Linked DNA regions of Mus musculus: region 1 is linked to region 2. A link is a loop called in an ENCODE intact Hi-C map of the cell type or tissue named here. Cell type or tissue: gastrocnemius. All regions are shown on one strand. Links, peaks and the distances in the headings refer to the core of each region. The heading gives the core; the rest is flanking DNA. Region 1 holds the start of Mybbp1a (MYB binding protein (P160) 1a). Region 2 holds the start of Spns2 (spinster homolog 2).

The links. Peaks named below come from ENCODE experiments on the same cell type or tissue, not always from the same donor. Only the 100,000 strongest peaks of a DNase experiment are listed, where the experiment ranks them.
Region 1: a loop joins it to region 2, with 2.2 times the contacts of the local background. A loop is called at or near these places in 11 of 42 quality-filtered maps.

The regions. Positions count from the first base shown.
Region 1 is chr11:72,436,636-72,444,959 of GRCm38, reverse strand. Ggt6 (gamma-glutamyltransferase 6) reads right to left here. Exons shown (of 4, transcript NM_027819.2): 2 at 8,319-8,324; 3 at 8,128-8,241; 4 at 6,553-7,821. The coding sequence ends at 6,791. It overlaps Mybbp1a (MYB binding protein (P160) 1a), which reads right to left and starts at 3,633. Exons shown (of 26, transcript NM_016776.3): 1 at 3,385-3,633; 2 at 3,187-3,282; 3 at 2,477-2,560; 4 at 2,316-2,390; 5 at 2,107-2,214; 6 at 1,309-1,484; 7 at 1,052-1,219; 8 at 840-957; 9 at 1-278. The coding sequence starts at 3,576. In gastrocnemius, for the core only: no CTCF peak of the experiment used is centred there; DNase peaks (open chromatin) are centred at 3,645 and 7,546; H3K4me3 peaks cover 2,382 bases; H3K27ac peaks cover 3,214 bases.
Region 2 is chr11:72,486,020-72,494,343 of GRCm38, reverse strand. It overlaps Spns2 (spinster homolog 2), which reads left to right and starts at 4,424. Exons shown (of 13, transcript NM_153060.3): 1 at 4,424-4,918. The coding sequence starts at 4,549. In gastrocnemius, for the core only: a CTCF peak has its summit at 4,222; DNase peaks (open chromatin) are centred at 5,405, 5,867, 7,117, 8,211 and 5 more places; H3K4me3 peaks cover 4,061 bases; H3K27ac peaks cover 4,219 bases.

The sequences.
Region 1 (8,324 bases), core at 170-8,169, 49 kb after region 2:
TGAGCTCTCTTCTGGTTGGCAGTGCTGAAGTCAACCAAGGAGTTCAGGTCAGGCTGCAGGAACATGTCCCGCAACCAGGCCACATAGCTCTGCAGGGCTTCAGCATTCAAAAACCGCGTGACACGCCAGAAGGTAGGCATGACAGGGAGACCTTGATTGGTGATGGTTGTAAAGGCCACCATCATAGTCAACTGCCGCTTAGGGTCATCCTGGCACCCCTCTAGGAAGGTACCCACGTATGTACTTATCTCTGGGATGATCTTAAATAGGTTTTGGGGCTGCAAGAGATGAGCATGAGTTTGGGTTATCAGAGTGAAGAGGCAGGCAACCACCTTTGTCTATAGAGACTAAACCCAGGACTTCGCCACTCCAGTCACACAGCAGGGCTGAACCTAACTTTGCCACAACTCCATCAAGGTCTATCCTTGATTCCTTAGTTCATCCCCAGCACAAGAAGGTTCCAATTCTCCCTCAAAGATTGCGGACAAGATTGACTGGCATGAAGGGAACCTAAGCTCAAGTCGTGATAGACCAGTACCTACCCGTGCCATCCTGTGGCTCAAAACCCAAGTGCTTTCTGTATAGCCCCCCACCCCCATCACTGTCTTACAGGTGCTAGGCACAAAATGCAGAACACACTGGGGTCAATAACCACTCCCCTCAATGTGACCCCCCCAGCAGTGTTCCAAATAGATGGCTGGCTGGGCCTGCTGGTAAGTGGGCCCCAGGACAAAAGGGCCTGATTACTGGCCAAGTCCTCCCCTACCAGATCTTCAGAGGAAGAACCCCTGCCCTGGCCCTGCAGGCAGCACTGAACCACATGGGAAGACGACACCTACCTTAGAAATAACCATGTTCTCCCCAAAATGGCGGATCAAGTCTCCTCGCATCACCAACTGCAACTGCTCCTCTGACAGAAGCGGCAGAGACGCACCCAGTAGGCGGAAGCACATGTAGCTAAGGAGAGTTGGGGCAGAGCCTGGTCAGAGGCCCTGTACTTGATCAGGTCCCACCCAGGCTGGAGGAGAGGGAAGACCAGTGTCACACACACCTGGATGTCCAGGACGGATTCTTCAGCAGCCCCTCCTCCAAAACCTTCTTCCAGAACAGTTCGAATCTGCTCTCCTTGAGCGCCAGGCGGAGCAGGTCCAGAGCCACATTAGGCAGCTTGTGCTCCTTCTTGACAGAGTTGGCGGCCACCTTCAGGATGTTCACCAGACTAGAAGGCAGAGGAGATTCAGTAAACGTTACCCGGAGGACTACAGTGCAGGACACCCCCGTGAGAACCCACTCACAATCTCCTCAAACCTGGGAATATTGTCTTCTGAGAACAGGTCAACCGAGCCCATGAGTGACTCGAGCTTTGTCGGCACCCTCTGCTTAGCCAGGAGGAAGAGCTCCAAGTACTTGGGAGAGCGGAGGATCACTTTCATGTTACCCTTGAGGACCTTTGGCAGGATCTCCTGGAACATGGACTCTGGGACCTGGAGTGGGGGCACAGGTGGAAAGGGTGGGTCTTGTTCTACCCATGGGCTTCGGATACACCACTAGTCAGTCAACTTGCCAAGCAGCAGACCCCAGCACTGTATTGATGACTAACTGGCCTGGGGTCTATATTCAAAACTATACCTCTTTTTGTTTTGTAAGAGGGCTAGCCGGTGTCATATACACAGAGCCCTATGTGGGGAGCTGCAACTTAAATTCTGGTCTGTCTCCATTTGTGCCAAAAGGACAAATCAGGGACAAGACAGTGGCAAATGACTCTAGATACAAACAGACCCAGGCTTGACCAAACCAACTATGGCAAATGTACTCAGATTGCCTTCTACATACTCAGGCATTGACAAGCACTGTTCCAGACCCACACTAGCCACACAAAGGCCACCAGAGAGGGTTATGGAGTATCTGAACTGCCTAACTGAGTGGACATGTGCTGAGACCCTGAAAGACAAGGCAGATTTAAGATAGTTGGTGAGAGAGGAATAACAAACAAACAAACAACCTCCTCATACCAGTTGCATGGTCAAACCATCTGTCCTCATCATGTTCCTACCCAAATCTTTTCAACGTTTCCCAAATCAGACGGCATGACTTGTGATTCTCTACCTCAGAGAGGATGTCCACCAGAGCCTTTATTGGCTGTCCCTGTAAGTGGTTGGGGTGTTGGGACAGGATCTTCAGCAATTGCACGGACTTCATCAGGGCCTCTTTGTCCTGGTATCCACAGAGAGCAAAAGGTGAAGAGCAGGGTCTGTTACCATCTGTTCCCCTCCAGCCCTAAACCAGTCCCTGCGCCCCGTGCCAAAAGCTCTTACCTTCACTAGGCGGCCTGACTGAAAGAGGGCTAGCACTCCAAAAAGGTTTGCAAAGAGACTAGGTCTCATCATTGCCTAGAAAAAGATTGAAAACACAGGTGAAGAGGGTCCCTCCCCATAGCTGTTCAGGAGCAGGTTGTCTGTCTGGGAATCTCACGCACCTTGTTCATGGCTTGTAGGCTGTATTTTTCTTGTATCTGATCCAGGATGTCACACAATGGGATGTCTTCAAAAGACTGCAACAGCTACCAGGCAAGACCAGAAAGAGCTCAGGAGTGGCCCAGGGACAACAAACCAGACCAAGTCCATTTCCCTCCTTCAGCTTTCCCCAATATAATCTCCGTGCTCCTCCCATCCCTCACAAGCGCTACTGCTTTCAAGGGACCACATCTTACATGGCTAAGCCCCACCTCCATCAAGGCTTCAGAAGGCCTAGGCTGCTTCTGTACCTCTTGGGAAAACCCATCCCATCCAAAGATCCTGTTCTGAGTTGCCTTGAGGCTGGTTAGTCTTCATTGCTTTTTGCTGTACAAATTTCTACGTGGTCTGTCATCAGTTGCCTTCCTAACCTGGAGGCGGCTCCCCAACCTTGCAGAAATCAACCTCAAAGTTCACTACTTCCAGTAACTGTAGCTAATACTCTGTAGCTGATAAACGTGTATCAGAAAGAAAACGTGTTCAACTCTTCCACCTGCCTGGACTTTGCTGTACATAGGCCATGTTTTGGCACTTCCTCCCACCCAAGTAAGGATGCCTGTATCCCCTCTGAAGCATCTCGGATTTCTTCTTACCCCGCAGCTTCGGTGCCCCCTACCCTTAGACGCCACCTTTGCCCAGCGAGATCGTGCCCTTGCCAGACACACAGTCTCACCTGTGCCAGCGCCAGGCTGTAGCAGGGCCTAGCGGCTTCTCGGCCCACCCCAAGCCCAGTGATTAGGCGCTTCAGGGCATATTTCATCTCCGAATCCTACGGAACCAAGAACATCCCTCGTGTTCAACAGTGATCTGAAGGGCCCACCCCTCCCCCTTGCATCCAGAGCCACGATGGGCCTGGGCCCCTCCATCATACATTGGGCCTTGTGCGCAAGTACTCCAACAACTTCTCCGTGGCCCGGAGCCGCGTTTCCTGATCCGGTTTCGCAATGTCCCAGAAGAAGTCCAAGAACTCGCGGCTGTGCTCCAGCAGGCTGTGGCGGTCGCTTTGCGCCGCTTCTGCGGGAGTCGCAGGCTCAGCTTTCGTGGGGCTCTTCATCTCCGCCATGCTGAGCCAAACACGTGGGCTCAGAAGACAGTCACTTCCAGGTCAGGTCTCGGCGCCTGCGCACTGGGACGTCCGAGTGAGGGCGGGGCCTAGCAGGTTGGAAGTGGCTTCCGTACGGCCTTGCCTTTCCCTTGTGGCTGTGGGTGGAGCAGAGTGTTCTCACACGCGCGTGTGCTCAGAAACTGATGCTTCGATCTCTTCCTTTAACCTGGAGGAGTTCCTGACGACCGGAGGTGCAAACAAATCCACGAAAAAGCCGTAGTATGATCTCTTCCCAGACCCGGGTCTGCTCGCGATCTAGTCCGAGACATCCGCTATTATTCCGCTTTTATTGTGTGCATCCGAACAAAGCCGCGGCTTCTGTGGACTTCCTTTCTAGTGGGAAGAGATGGTTGATGAACGAGTAGACAAATACATTTTAAATGATAGTTATGAGGAAAATAAGGAATGTAGGGAGCAGAGGGAGCCTTTTAAATGTTAAAAAACGTGAAAACATCGCCTGTTAAAAATTAAAGGGAGGGGCTGGAGAGATGGCTCATCGGTTAAGAGCTCTGACTACTCTTCCAGAGGTCCTGAGTTCAGTTCCCAGCAACCACATGGTGGCTCACAACCATCTGTAATGGGATCCAATCCACTCTTCTGGTGTGTCTGAAGACAGATACAGTGTATTCATAAAAATAAACAGCCGGGAGGTGGTGGCACACGCCTTTAATCCCAGCACTTGGGAGGCAGAGACAGGCGGATTTCTGAGTTTGAGGCCAGCCTGGTCTACAAAGTGAGTTCCAGGACAGCCAAGACTATACAGAGAAACCCTGTCTCGAAAAACCAAAAAAAAAAAAAAAACAAAAAACAAAAAAAAAAATAAAATAAAATAAACAACATTTTCTTAAAAAAAAAAAATTAAAGGGAAGCCGGGCATGGTGGTGCACACCTTTGATCCCAGCACTTGGGAGGCAGAGGCAGGTGGATTTCTGAGTTCAAGGCCAGCCTGGTCTACAAAGTGAGTTCCAGGGCAGCCAGGGCTACACAGAGAAACCCTGTCTCGAAAAACCAAACCAAACCAAAACAAAACAAAACAAAAAAAACCAAAAAACCCAAAACCACACACACACACAAAAACAAAACCAAAAAAAAAATTAAAGGGAAAATTCTATAGATTCTAAGATTCTATTTAAGAGACCATGACAAGACTGACATGTGAGCTGACAGCTGAGGGACAAGATGGGCTCTATTGTCCCCAGGGCAAAAATCTAAGAGCAGGCCAAGGACATTTCTTCTACAGAGGCCACTCATCTCTTACGGGAATGAGGTCAGTAAGGTGAGGAGGAGGACTCAGGTGCCAGGAGCAAGGTTATATAGAACCCAGGGCCAGGCTCAAGGGTTCAGAATTTCTTCAGAGAGTGCAGGGAGGATTTACATCTGATTTACAGTTTTAAAAGGTCAACTGTTAGCTGAGAGCAGCCACAGCCCGTGGCTGTGAGTACCGAGGCAGTGAATTATGCTGGAGTAAGGCCTTGGCTAACCTATGGCAAATGTCAACGTAGGCGATGACCTGGGCCAAAGGAGATGATTTGCTAGAAAGGACACCAGGCTAAAAGCTAAAATCGTTGAATAGATGGTGGAATCATTGCGCCTAGCAATGTTTTGTCTGAGAGAGAAGTGGAGATGGTACAATTAAGAGCTCTGCTAGCTTGGGTTTGGGGATATGGTATGGAAATAGAACACCAGCCAAGCACATCAGTGCTCTAAATTTGATCCCCAAGCCAACAAAACAAAACAATTAGCTGACTGTGTTGGTGATCCTGTAATCCCAGTGCCTGGGCCAGACTGGATTACACAGGGAGACTCTGCCTTAAAAAACAAAATTATAGAGACAAGGGATATGGCGTGTTAGTGAAAAGCACTTACTAAACCGGGCGCGGTGGTGCACGCCTTTAATCCCAGCACTCGGGAGGCAGAGGCAGGCAGATTTCTGAGTTTGAGGCCAGCCTGGTCTACAGAGTGAGTTCCAGGACAGCCAGGGCTATACCGAGAAACCGTGTCTGGAAAAAAAACAAAACCAAACAAACAAAAAATCACTTACTACTATTGCAGAGGATCAAGGTTCAGTTCCCAGCACCCATATAGCAGCTCACATCTGTAACCCCAGTTACAGGGGAGCCAAAGCCCTCCTCTGACCTCAGACAGAAGAAGCATGTGGGACATGTGCATATATGCAGTTCACACACACACAGAAGATAAAAGCATCTTTTTTTTTTTTTTGAGACAGGGTTTCTCTGTGTAACTCTGGCTGTCCTGGAACTCACTCTGTAGACCAGGCTGGCCTCGAACTCAGAAATCCACCTGCCTCTGCCTCCCAAGTGCTGGGATTAAAGGCTTGTACCACCACTGCCCGTCTAAAAGTATCATTTTAATTAAAAAAAAAAATTAAACCCTCAAACCCTTAAATAAGAATTTCCTTTCTCTTTGTCAGGTAGGGGAAGTGCTACTGGGTGTCCTTGCTCTTGGCCTGAGGAACTATTTCTAAAGGGTTGTATTCAAGAGATCTCAGAGATCAGGAACAACCCAGTTCCAGCCCTTCTGTACCCAGGGGAACCTCCTACTCATTTTCCCAACCCTTCTCTGCTCTGCCATCTGTTCTACACGTGAAACTAAGAGATTTACCTTGTGCAGATGGAACCCCAGAAAGCAGAAGGTGGCTGGAGCAGGGGAAGCCGAAAGAGACAGACCCAGGCTCCTCCCCCTGTGTCTGGCGTTCATCACCTGTGTTGCAAAGGTTAACAGGAAAGTTAGCCAAAGAGCACAGATGTCACTCTGTCCCCGGAAGATTTGAACTTTATTAGCTTCCAGTCCAATTGATAAAGATCAGCAGGGAATGGTCCAGTGGAAGATGGAGCTGCCCACCCTGCCCAAAGACTCAGTAAGGGCTGGTGACCTTCCACTGGGCTTTCCCAAAGGTGAGTGGCACTCAGACTCTTTTTCATCATCTTCTGGTCTTTATTTGATAGAAAAGTCAGAAATTCCATCAGTGTGGGTACCAGGAAATGTGGTTGGACCAGCCCTGGATGCCAGAGCCAGAGCCAGGTAACAGATTAGGATGGAGGCTTCATGTGATGGAGCAGCAAACACCTCACAGATACATTCTCTTCATACATTCATTGCTGCTAGACCTTCTCTGTCTGGCTCTCAAGTTCCAGACACCTCTGCCCCTCTGTTAATACCCCTGAAAGGGGCAGCAGCCACTGGGGACACTGGAGACATGGGCGTGTTCTGCATGGACTACCGCCTGCAGTAGGGCCCCTTGGCCACATATGCCAGGGCTCTCTGTGGGTCTTTGATGCTGGGGCTGCTGTGGGATTTGGGGTGTTGCCAGATGATTGAGCAAGGTGCAAGTCATGGCTTTGGCCCCTCTGGAGATCCCTGAAGCCACCATCCCCAACATATCGGCTTCTGTGTCATCCAGGTTGTCACGAAGGATGAGTGGACAGGCCCAGGCACTAGGTGCAGGGCTGGCTTCCAGGTTGCTGAGCAGAACACCAGTACTTGGGGATAGATGTCCAGAACCAAAGGAACTGTTGATTGAGGAGATGAGGAGGAGCATGGAGCCGTTGCTGTCCACGGTGGCCAGGGCACTGCTCACTGGGGTTTCAGCAGTTTGCAGGAATGGTGGGCAGGGAGCAGAGCTGGGTGTCCTGGAGTGAAGAGTAGACTCCAGCAGTTCCACAAGTTCTGGACCTGCTGAGGGGCCAGGAGTCGTGAACAGGACCCCCCGAGGCAGAAGAAGCTGCAGCGCAGGCTCTAAGGAAGGCACGGGCTGAGCAGAAGGTAACTCTAACCCCAGGTCTCTGACCAGCGGGTTCAGCAAGGCCTTCCCAGCGAGATCTGGGCTGGAGGCCAGGGCTGCGCTGCGTAATACAGCTGCCAGGTTGGGGTTGGTGGCCCGAGCCCCAAGGCCCAGTGGGGTTCCATTGGTATGGCAGAACAATGGACAGAGCCCCTTTGTGCCCTGGATGGCTAGTGCGTTTGCCAGGGGTGCATCTACCTCAAAGCCCTTTTCAGCCAGCATGGCAGGCTTGGTCAGCAGGTGTGGCCAGGGCAGGCGGCCGAAGTGGGCATGAAGCAAATGCAGAGCAGGCAGACCCGTGGGCAGCCCCAGGCCGGGGGCCAGGAGTTGGGTTGGGCCTGCTGTCAGGGCAGTTGAGTTTCCTGAAGAGCTATTGTAGAAGAGACCCCAGAATGTGGCACCTGTTGGGAGACAGAGGTCACATGGGGATCAGAGGCACTGGCCAGAATTGGGGTCAAGATCCTCCAGTGGTCCCAGGTAGAGAATCACTGTCTTGCTTGCAATAGAGGTCACTGACTAAGCCTGAAATCAGGAGTTGCTGACCAGGGTCAAAGGTTACTCAAGACTAGGCCTGGTGCTCAGATCCCATGTCCTGCTCACTAGCTAGTCTTGAGGTAATGGCCACTGACTGCCCTAATGAGTTCCAGGTCACTAACTAGGCCCCAGGTTAGAAGCTCTGAGGTTCAGGGCCCACAGATTACACTGACCTAAGCCTGTTGCATGAGGATGTACCACCGCCAGACACAAAGCTGCTCCAACTCCAGCATCCACGACATTGCCCCCAGCGACAAGCAACTCTTGGCCCAGTTGGGAACATGTGGCTGCAGTAAGGAAAGGTCTGTGTGTGATGGGGAGGTGCCCTGAACCACTGACCCCTAGCCCCTTCCCAAACACTGACCTGCCG
Region 2 (8,324 bases), core at 294-8,293:
CTATGAGGAAGTCAAGCCTGTACTGGGTTTGTGAAGAACCAGACACAGGAGCTAGCCTGCAAGGCCTTGTACTACAGGGAGAGCCCAACTAAAGGGTCAGGGGAGTGGGTTGTACATGAGACGCTCTCCGTGGTCCTGAACCATCATTGAGTTACCGACCAAAGGCTTTTCTGGTAAAGGGTGGATCAGGACTACAAATAAATGAACCAATTTTTGCACTTGCCCAGGCTCCAGAAAGTATATGTCAATTCAAGGATTTCCATGTCCTTGGAGCGGTGTCTCAGATCCCTTACCATGAGATAATGTGCCAGAGATATGTAGGAGGCTCTGAGGCCAGAAACACATGGGTTAGAAAGAGTTGTGAAGCTATGAAAAGATCTATGAAGAGGTTTTGTGCCAGGCAGGGATAGGACCACAGATAGGGCTTGGAAAATTACTAACAATCACTGTGGGAGAAAATCCTGGAGGCGGATATGGGCAGGCATTCCAAGTGAGGCATCTGAAGGGTCTGAGATATATCAGTGGGCAGTGGGAACCACTGAAAGCGAGACTGGACGGGCTCTATCTAAATAAGGGGGCAAGTAAGACAGTGACAGTCAAGGATTTCTCTTTGCTGTCACTGTGGGTCAGAAGATAAATGCTGCCTCAATGGGAAGCAGATCAGAGGGGAGAATGCAGAGTTCCACTGAGGATAGCTTAAGGTGTCGGGGGACTGTTGGGAGAATAATTGGGACATTGGGTGACTTGATGGTGAGCACCATCTAGAGCGGTGGTCAGGGTATCACAAACAGATGTGCGATCACTGAGACCCCATGTGTAAGTGAAGGATGCCCAAAGGGCGTGCAAGTGATAAGAGAAGCTACCACAGCCTAAGCCAGGGAGATGCTACCATGTGGAGATGCCAGAGGTGAGAGGAACAGATCTCTAGATCACCAGCCTTGATGGAGCTCATTGTATGTTCTCACAGAATGGTCTGTAGAGCCGTAGAGCCATCATAGTCTTACAAACTGTCTGTGGGCATATGGTAGCTTCTCCCTGCTTCTGAGAGACTTGCAATGCACACACTCATTATCCAGGCTAGTTTCCATTACTGTGACAAAACATCGTGACCAAAGACGACTTGGGGGAGAAAGGATTTATTTTACTTACACTTACACACCACAGTCCATTATTGACAGAAGTCAGGGTGGAAACTCAAGGCAGAAACCTGAAGTCAGGAACTGAAGCGGAGTCCATGGAGAAACACTTCTTACTTTATGTCCTTTGTGGTTTGATCAGCCTGCTTTCTTATTGCACCCAGGGCCACCTACCCAGGGATGACACCACCATGGTGGGCTGGGCACTCCTACATAAATCATTAATCAAGAAAATGCACCCCAGGCTTGCCCACATACCGATTTAGTGGAGGCAGTTACTTAGTTGAGGTTCTTTATTCCAAAACGTCTGTAGGTTGTGTTAAGTTGACATAAATTTAGCCAGCACAGTCATAGCAAAGGATCTGAGACGTCTCTCAATAAGGAAATATCTCTGTTTACCCTACCGTTTCCCAAATATAGTTATCCTTGGAGTAATAGCACCTAATGTTCTGACCTAACTTGTTTTGGAATTTGTTGTTAAGAAAAGGTCACACTGTGTGGGTCACACTGGCCTGGAACTTGCAATCCTCCAGCCTCAGTTTCTCTGGTTCTGGATTATAGGTATGTGCTAGCTCTTGTGTGGCAGTTACAGTGTGGAGCAGATGAATGAATATCAGAAGGTCCTGGAGCCACTGCTGAGTTCAGATTCTCATCCTGTCCAGAAGAAAAGAGTTCTGAAGAAGATGTGGGTAGAATGATGGCTAACCAGGAAGGTACTGACTTAGGAGGTAGCCATAAGAGAGCTTAGGAGCTTAGGAGGGCAGACTGCTTCTTTCTCCAGAGTCTCTCAGTATCCTTGCCACAGAGACAGAAATAATAGCACACAGGTCTGAAGGACATAGTGGCTCATACCTTTAATCCCAGCACTTGGGAGGAAGAAACAGGCAGACCTCTATGAGTTTCGAGGTCAGCCTGGTTTACACAGTGAGTTCCAGGACAGCCAGGACTCTACCTCAACCCCTCTCCAAAACAAACAATACCCAGAGGCCCATCCTATGGTCTTAGGATGCTGCCAGGAGTTCTCACAAAGCCCTCATCTGTGCGCAGCCACACAGCCAGAAAGAGCTTATTGTTTCTATCGCCCTGCCCATGGGTTGGGGCCCTTTATCTTACACAGGATCAACTCCAGAAACTGCCTTTAAGTTAGAAGTCTCATAATAGGAATGGATGGCTTGCTTGGTGGCCCCACATATGAAGGACTCAAAAGACTGCCCTCTTTTCCTACTCTAGAATTCAACCAGGGGTGGAGATGAAGGGCAGTGGATCAAAACCAAAACTGGCCTTGCAGGCCAGGGTTGTGAAAGGGTGAGAGTTCAGGGGTGGGAAATTGAGACGCAGCCTGGGTAGAGTGCAAAGCCATCGTGCAGAGCCTCCTTCACAGATACACAGCTGGGCAGCATCCACAGCAGACATGGTCCTCTCGCTTGGCACAGCCACACAGATCTGGCCCCATGGAGCTTCTGGGTCTGTGCTTGTCTGCTAATCACCTGTTATCCCTGGCCACGCATTGAAACCCCCCCCACCCCCGCCCCCCGACTGACTTTACAGGCCAGAATCCAGCCAGCTGGAAAGAGGCAGCAGGCAACTTTCAGAATGAAATCTGTTTTCCTAACCTTCCGTCACAGTCATTCATACTCAACACGCCGAAGCATATTTTTAGTCAGTTCACAGAATTTAAAAGACACCTTGAAGGCGCCAAGAAACACCAGCTTGGGGATTAACTCTGCTCACTAAGACAGTGGAGTGTGTGTGTGTGTTCGTGTGTGTGTGTGTGTGTGTGTGTGTGTGTGTGTGTGTGTGTGTGTGTATGTGTGTGTGTGTGTGCTTGAGTGCCTTATGCTTTGTCATCCGTTGGCTATGCCATGACTCACTGTGGTTGACACCTTCACAAGATGTTCCTGTTGTGGACGTGGGCTCTGGAGCAGCCTGCACTAGCAAGATGATTTCAGGGCCCTGGCTTCGTACCAACCAGACCATTGACTAGTTGTCTGTTTATGACGGGTCACCTTGGTGACCTGAAGTCTGTCTGTGAAACAGACAGAAACCACTGGATATCTGAGGGGCTGAATTAAGTCTCCCCTGACTCTCTCATTTGAACCAAGGGTTTGGCACATACTAGGGAGAACATGCTATACTGGGTTTTAACTTCTTTCTTTCCTTTTACATATTTATTTATTTAGAGACGTGTTGGCCTGGACTCGCTGGCCTGGAACCTCGGAGTTTCACCTGCCTCTGCCTCCCAAATGATGGACTTACAAGAGAAGACTGTTCTTTACACAGAAGCTACCTAGCCATTCTCCAGAACTGACAACCCCCCCCCCCCCAACGTGCTCAACTACCTGGACTATATTCCCCCAATAGAAACAAAGACCCAGAAAGATAGAGGTTTCGTCCAATGTTAAGCCACACGCAAGAGCAGATATAGGCTAGGATCCAGCTTTCCAACTTTCACTAAGGGTTTTGGGGAGATGGTACCCCCCTCAAAGGCTTTTTCTGCTCCATCCCCTCTCCTTCTCGTTTGTCTGAGATTGGATCTCTCCTGACTCAGCCTCCCAAACGCTGGGGTTACAGGTGTAGGACACCCTGCCTGGCATTGAGGAGGCCCTCCTGGTTCTTTTGGGCTCTAATCCGAGCCCTGGTTCTCACAAGCTCCACTCTATGGGGGGTAGAGATATGGTCAGAGTGAGCCCAGGTCATAGCATGGAGGTGCTTCTCTATAGAGGAGAGCAATGGACCTTCATGAGGTCTGTGTCCTGGGTCCACCAATCATGTTTCTTAGGCAGCGCTGCCTAAACAGACTGAATTAAGGTGAGTAACTGTTGGAGTCAGCTCTACAACAGGTTCCCCAGTTTTGACCATCTGAGACTTTTTTTTTTTAATGCGTAGCTTAAGCCATGGGCCTTCCTCGGCCTCAGCCAGGGGTCCTCTCCCATCGCAGGGGCAGGGTGGAAGTTGAGTAGGGTCTGGGGTACCCTTCTTCCCTCACCTAAATCCTAATCGGTGCTGCAGCTCCCCGCAATCGCTTCCTGATCCCCGAGGGTTCCGTGGCCGCAGCGCTACTGCGTGACTTGCGCCCCCGTCAGGCGGGTGGGGCTGTGCGGCCAGGCGCCCCCGCACCCCCCGGGGCAGCACGTGCGGGGCGGGGCTGTGGCTTGAGCCCGGAGGTGATTGGGCACACGAGCTTGGTGGGCGGGGCCGGCCGCAGCTGTCAGAGCCGCCGGGGCCGCGCGTCTCACTGACTGAACAGTAGCAGCGGCGCAGCCAGGGCTGGAGCCCGAGCGCAGAAGCGGACGGGCCGGGCCGGGATGGTGCAGCGGCGGCTCCGCGGCGCGCGCACGCACTGAGCGGGCCCGGGCTGGGCCTCGCGTCCCCCGAGCCCCCCGCGCCCCCCGCCGCCCCGGCCCGGGCCGGCATGATGTGCCTGGAATGCGCCTCGGCGGCGGCGGGCGGCGCGGAGGAGGAGGAGGCGGACGCCGAGCGGCGGCGCCGGCGCCGGGGGGCGCAGCCAGGGGCTGGAGGTAGCGCTTGCTGCGGGGCGCGGGGTGTTGGGGGCGCTGGAGTCGTGTCCGCCGACGAAGAGGTGCAGACGTTGTCCGGCAGCGTGAGGCGGGTCCCGTCCGGACTCCCCAGCATCCCCAGCACCCCTGGCTGCGCAGCAGCTGCCAAGGGCCCCAGCGCGCCGCAGCCCAAACCGGCCAGCTTAGGCCGAGGGCGGGGGGCAGCTGCTGCCATCCTGAGTTTAGGCAACGTGCTCAACTACCTGGACAGGTACACTGTGGCAGGTGAGCAAATGCCCCATCTAGCCCGAGGACCAGGGCCCTTCCATCCCAGATGCCCTAGGGAGCTTTTGGTTGCCAGCTCCCTAGATCCAAGCCCTCTGGAGAGTCCCTAAGGACCCTCTGTTCAAGCGATGCTTTGGCGTTCCATGGGTCCAATCCAAAGCACCCCACGCTCCCCGTGTTAGGGATTGGTGGAGTTTCCACCCCTGGAGCAGCTTGTGAGCCTTCGCCAAGCCCTTGACGGCTCATCCGTTGTCCTCCCAGAGTCTCCTCTGCGTCTCTCTTGCCTTATCGCCTGTGCGCCCCCTTCCTCCACAGCCGCAGGTTCCCCGGCCTCTCCTCCTTTTCCCTTAGTCCAGGCCGTCTGTGCTTGCACGGCCCGTCTGTTCCTTCTTTCCTCGGTCTCAGCCACCCCCCTGCATGCGTGCGGCCAGTGTGTGCGCCTCTTGCGGGTGTGCGCCAGGCAGCCGGAGTGTGCGCGCGCGTGGCAGCGCGGATATGTGTGTGTGAGCTTGTAAGCGCGTGGCTGACAAAGGCTCGGGCCTGCGGGGAGCCGAGGGAGGGGCGGGGCGGGTCCGTGCCGCCTGGGGACCCAGGATGCGGTTTGCAGCTGGCCCTGGCTTGAGGCCTGGAGACGCCTCCTTCTGCTCCATGGCGCTTGGAGCCTGGAGCAGGGCATAGGCCTGGGGGCGGGGGCTGGGGGGGTTGGTCTAAAGAGAGGCAGCCTCATGCTCCTTGAGCATCTCTGCGACTCAACCCCAGGTTTGAGACTGAAATGGATACAACTGGGTTTCTATCCTGAATGTGCTTAATGTGTGTGTGACCTTGGGCCAGTTTCAGCTTGTGTTTAGGTCTGTTTCCGTTTGTGAATTGATTGATCCCTGGGCCTCTTAGTGTGGATGTGACTCTGGGATTCTATTCTGCTGGCGTCTCTCCCTGTCTTCACAGGGGTCAAGACGTAGGGACCTGTCCTAGAGCTGGCCCTGCCTGAGGATAATGTAGCTTTGAAAAGAAACACTGGTTAGGCTGGTCTCCGGGGCTCCCGGTGGAGGAGTGCAGTTGTGTGTGTGTGTGGTGGGGGGGACCCAACATTCTATCCCACAACCTAATATGAAAGAGGGGAGAGGAAAGGGGAAGAGAGATGATTTGGATATTTTGTGCCTCACTAAAGAAAACTCAGGGATGATTGGGAAAAGAGAGCCCTGACATAAACCACACAACCACATGCCACCTGGGTACTTGGGTGTTCTTTTGGGGGCCTTAGTCTTTTCCTATCTTGGATAGTTTTGTGTCAAGTGGAAGGAAAGAACTCTGCCCCTCTCCCACCTTGCATGTACACCCACCCACCTGCTCTCTGTCCCTTCCTGGGGGTAAACATGAAGTAGGTGCCAGTGGCATCAATTTTTGGGTCAGGCTGTCCCAAGAGACTGTTCCCTTGCTCTAGTAAGCAAGAGCATGGTGTACCCTCAAGTGTGCCAACCTACCACGCATACGCATGTGATGTGCTGCCTAGGGCTCAGGGTGTTAGGTGCCCACCCTGTGAGGACAAGCCAGAGAACATTGGAGGCCCTCACTTTGCAAACCAGGCTCTTTCCAGCTGGGGGAAGTCAGGCCCTTGGTTAGCCCTATCCAAGATTGCCCAGTGAGGTGATCAGCAAAGCAGGTGTTAGACTTCCCCTTTACCCCCACCTCACTCCCAGCCTGGCCTGAGTCTCTTCTCTCTCTTTGGAAGTATTGTTGTGGCTTTTAGTTCTGTCCTGGTCGTTTTTTATTATGGCCTCAGGCCACTTCTTCTGAGGTTCCTAGAGGAACCCATGGCCAGGGGGGCAGAGAGGGGAAGGTAGGATCAAGGAGTGGGTTCTTATCTACCTTTGCCAATACTTGGGTCAGAGCGGGAGAATTAGATAGCAGATTTCTGGTAAACTGATTGGGGCAGGGGGCAATGCAGTTGGGGAGGGAGGCCTGGAAGGCTCTGGACGTACACTGCCTGAGCTGTGTATCTTTCAGTGTCCTGCCCAGGGTTGTAAGCTTGTGCACTACCCCCACTCCACCCCCACCCCACAGACATCATTTCCTCTCCGGATAAGCCTGCCTCCCTTTCTTTATGATGGCCTTCCCTCCCCCTGCCCCTGAGTTCAGTTTTTAGGAATATTTACAATCTCTATGGTGACTACCATGGCTTTCAGGGTCTTGTGCCAGGACCCGAGTCCACCTGTTGTCTGCTGGTCCTGCTGGGAAAGAGGCGGGCATGTAGACACTCTGCTGTGTGGGGCACTTTTGATGTTTGTGCCCACCTGACCCCTAAGAACCTCACAGTCTGGCCCCAGCAACCTCATCAAAGCATGGGGGAGTTTCTGCTTTGCTTTATATCCCTCCTGTACAGTTCTGTTTGCTCATAGCATAGCCAGTTCTGTCCAGAGGAGCACAATGCAAGCTACATACGAATGCCGGTTTTCAGACAGAAAGAGAGCAGGTGCAATTAATATATTTTATGTGTATGTGGGCACGTGTGAGCACGGGTTCCTGCCGGTGCACATATGTATGTATGTGGGTGGGTGGGTATGGAGTCGGGAAATCAGTCTCAGGTGTGGTTCCCCAGCAGCGCCCCACTCTGAGTCAGGGTCTCTCATTGGCCTGGAGCTTGCTGATTGGGTTAGAGTGACTGGCTAGTGAGTGCTCTGGAGACACCTGTCTCTTCTCCCCAGTGCTGATTACAAGTGCTCTTGTGAGCACAATAGCATGCTGTTGAGTTTTAAAACTATTTACTTTAGTTTGCCTGTGGGTGGGTGTAGAGGTCAGAGGACAACTAACAGGAATTGGGTTTCTCCTTCCACGGTGAGTTCTGGGAATTGGACTCAAGTCGTTAGTTTTGATAGCAAAACCCGTTATTCTCCAATCACCCTCCCCGACCAGACCCCATGGGTTCTAAGGTTAAAACTCAGGCCTTCATGTATCAAGCACTTTAGTAGACCAATACATTTTATTTAACCAGACATGTCCAACAAATTTGTTGTTATTCTGGGGTATTTTTACATTTCCTTTCATACCGTCTTCCACATCATTGGAGGATTTGGATTTACCGTCCCAGCCTGAGTCAGACTCTAGTGGCTGGGTCACGGGGGGGATACAGTGCAGGGTCAGAGCCCTTGCCACCAGAGTTCGCATCCAGCTGCATCACAGCTGTCACCCGAGCTTCTGTGAGCCGAGTTCTCCTCCACCTTGGGTGGTATGGAATGAATGAGAATGTACCCGCAGCACCTGGGCGGAGGCCAGATACCTGGGAGGCCTTCACCAAATGTCAGCTGTCTGCTCTTTCATGCAGAGGCCCGAGTGGTGTCCCTGACCAGCATGTCTTTCCTCATTCTCTCTGTCTATGACAGTCCTTCTCAGGCTGTCCTTCGGGATACCT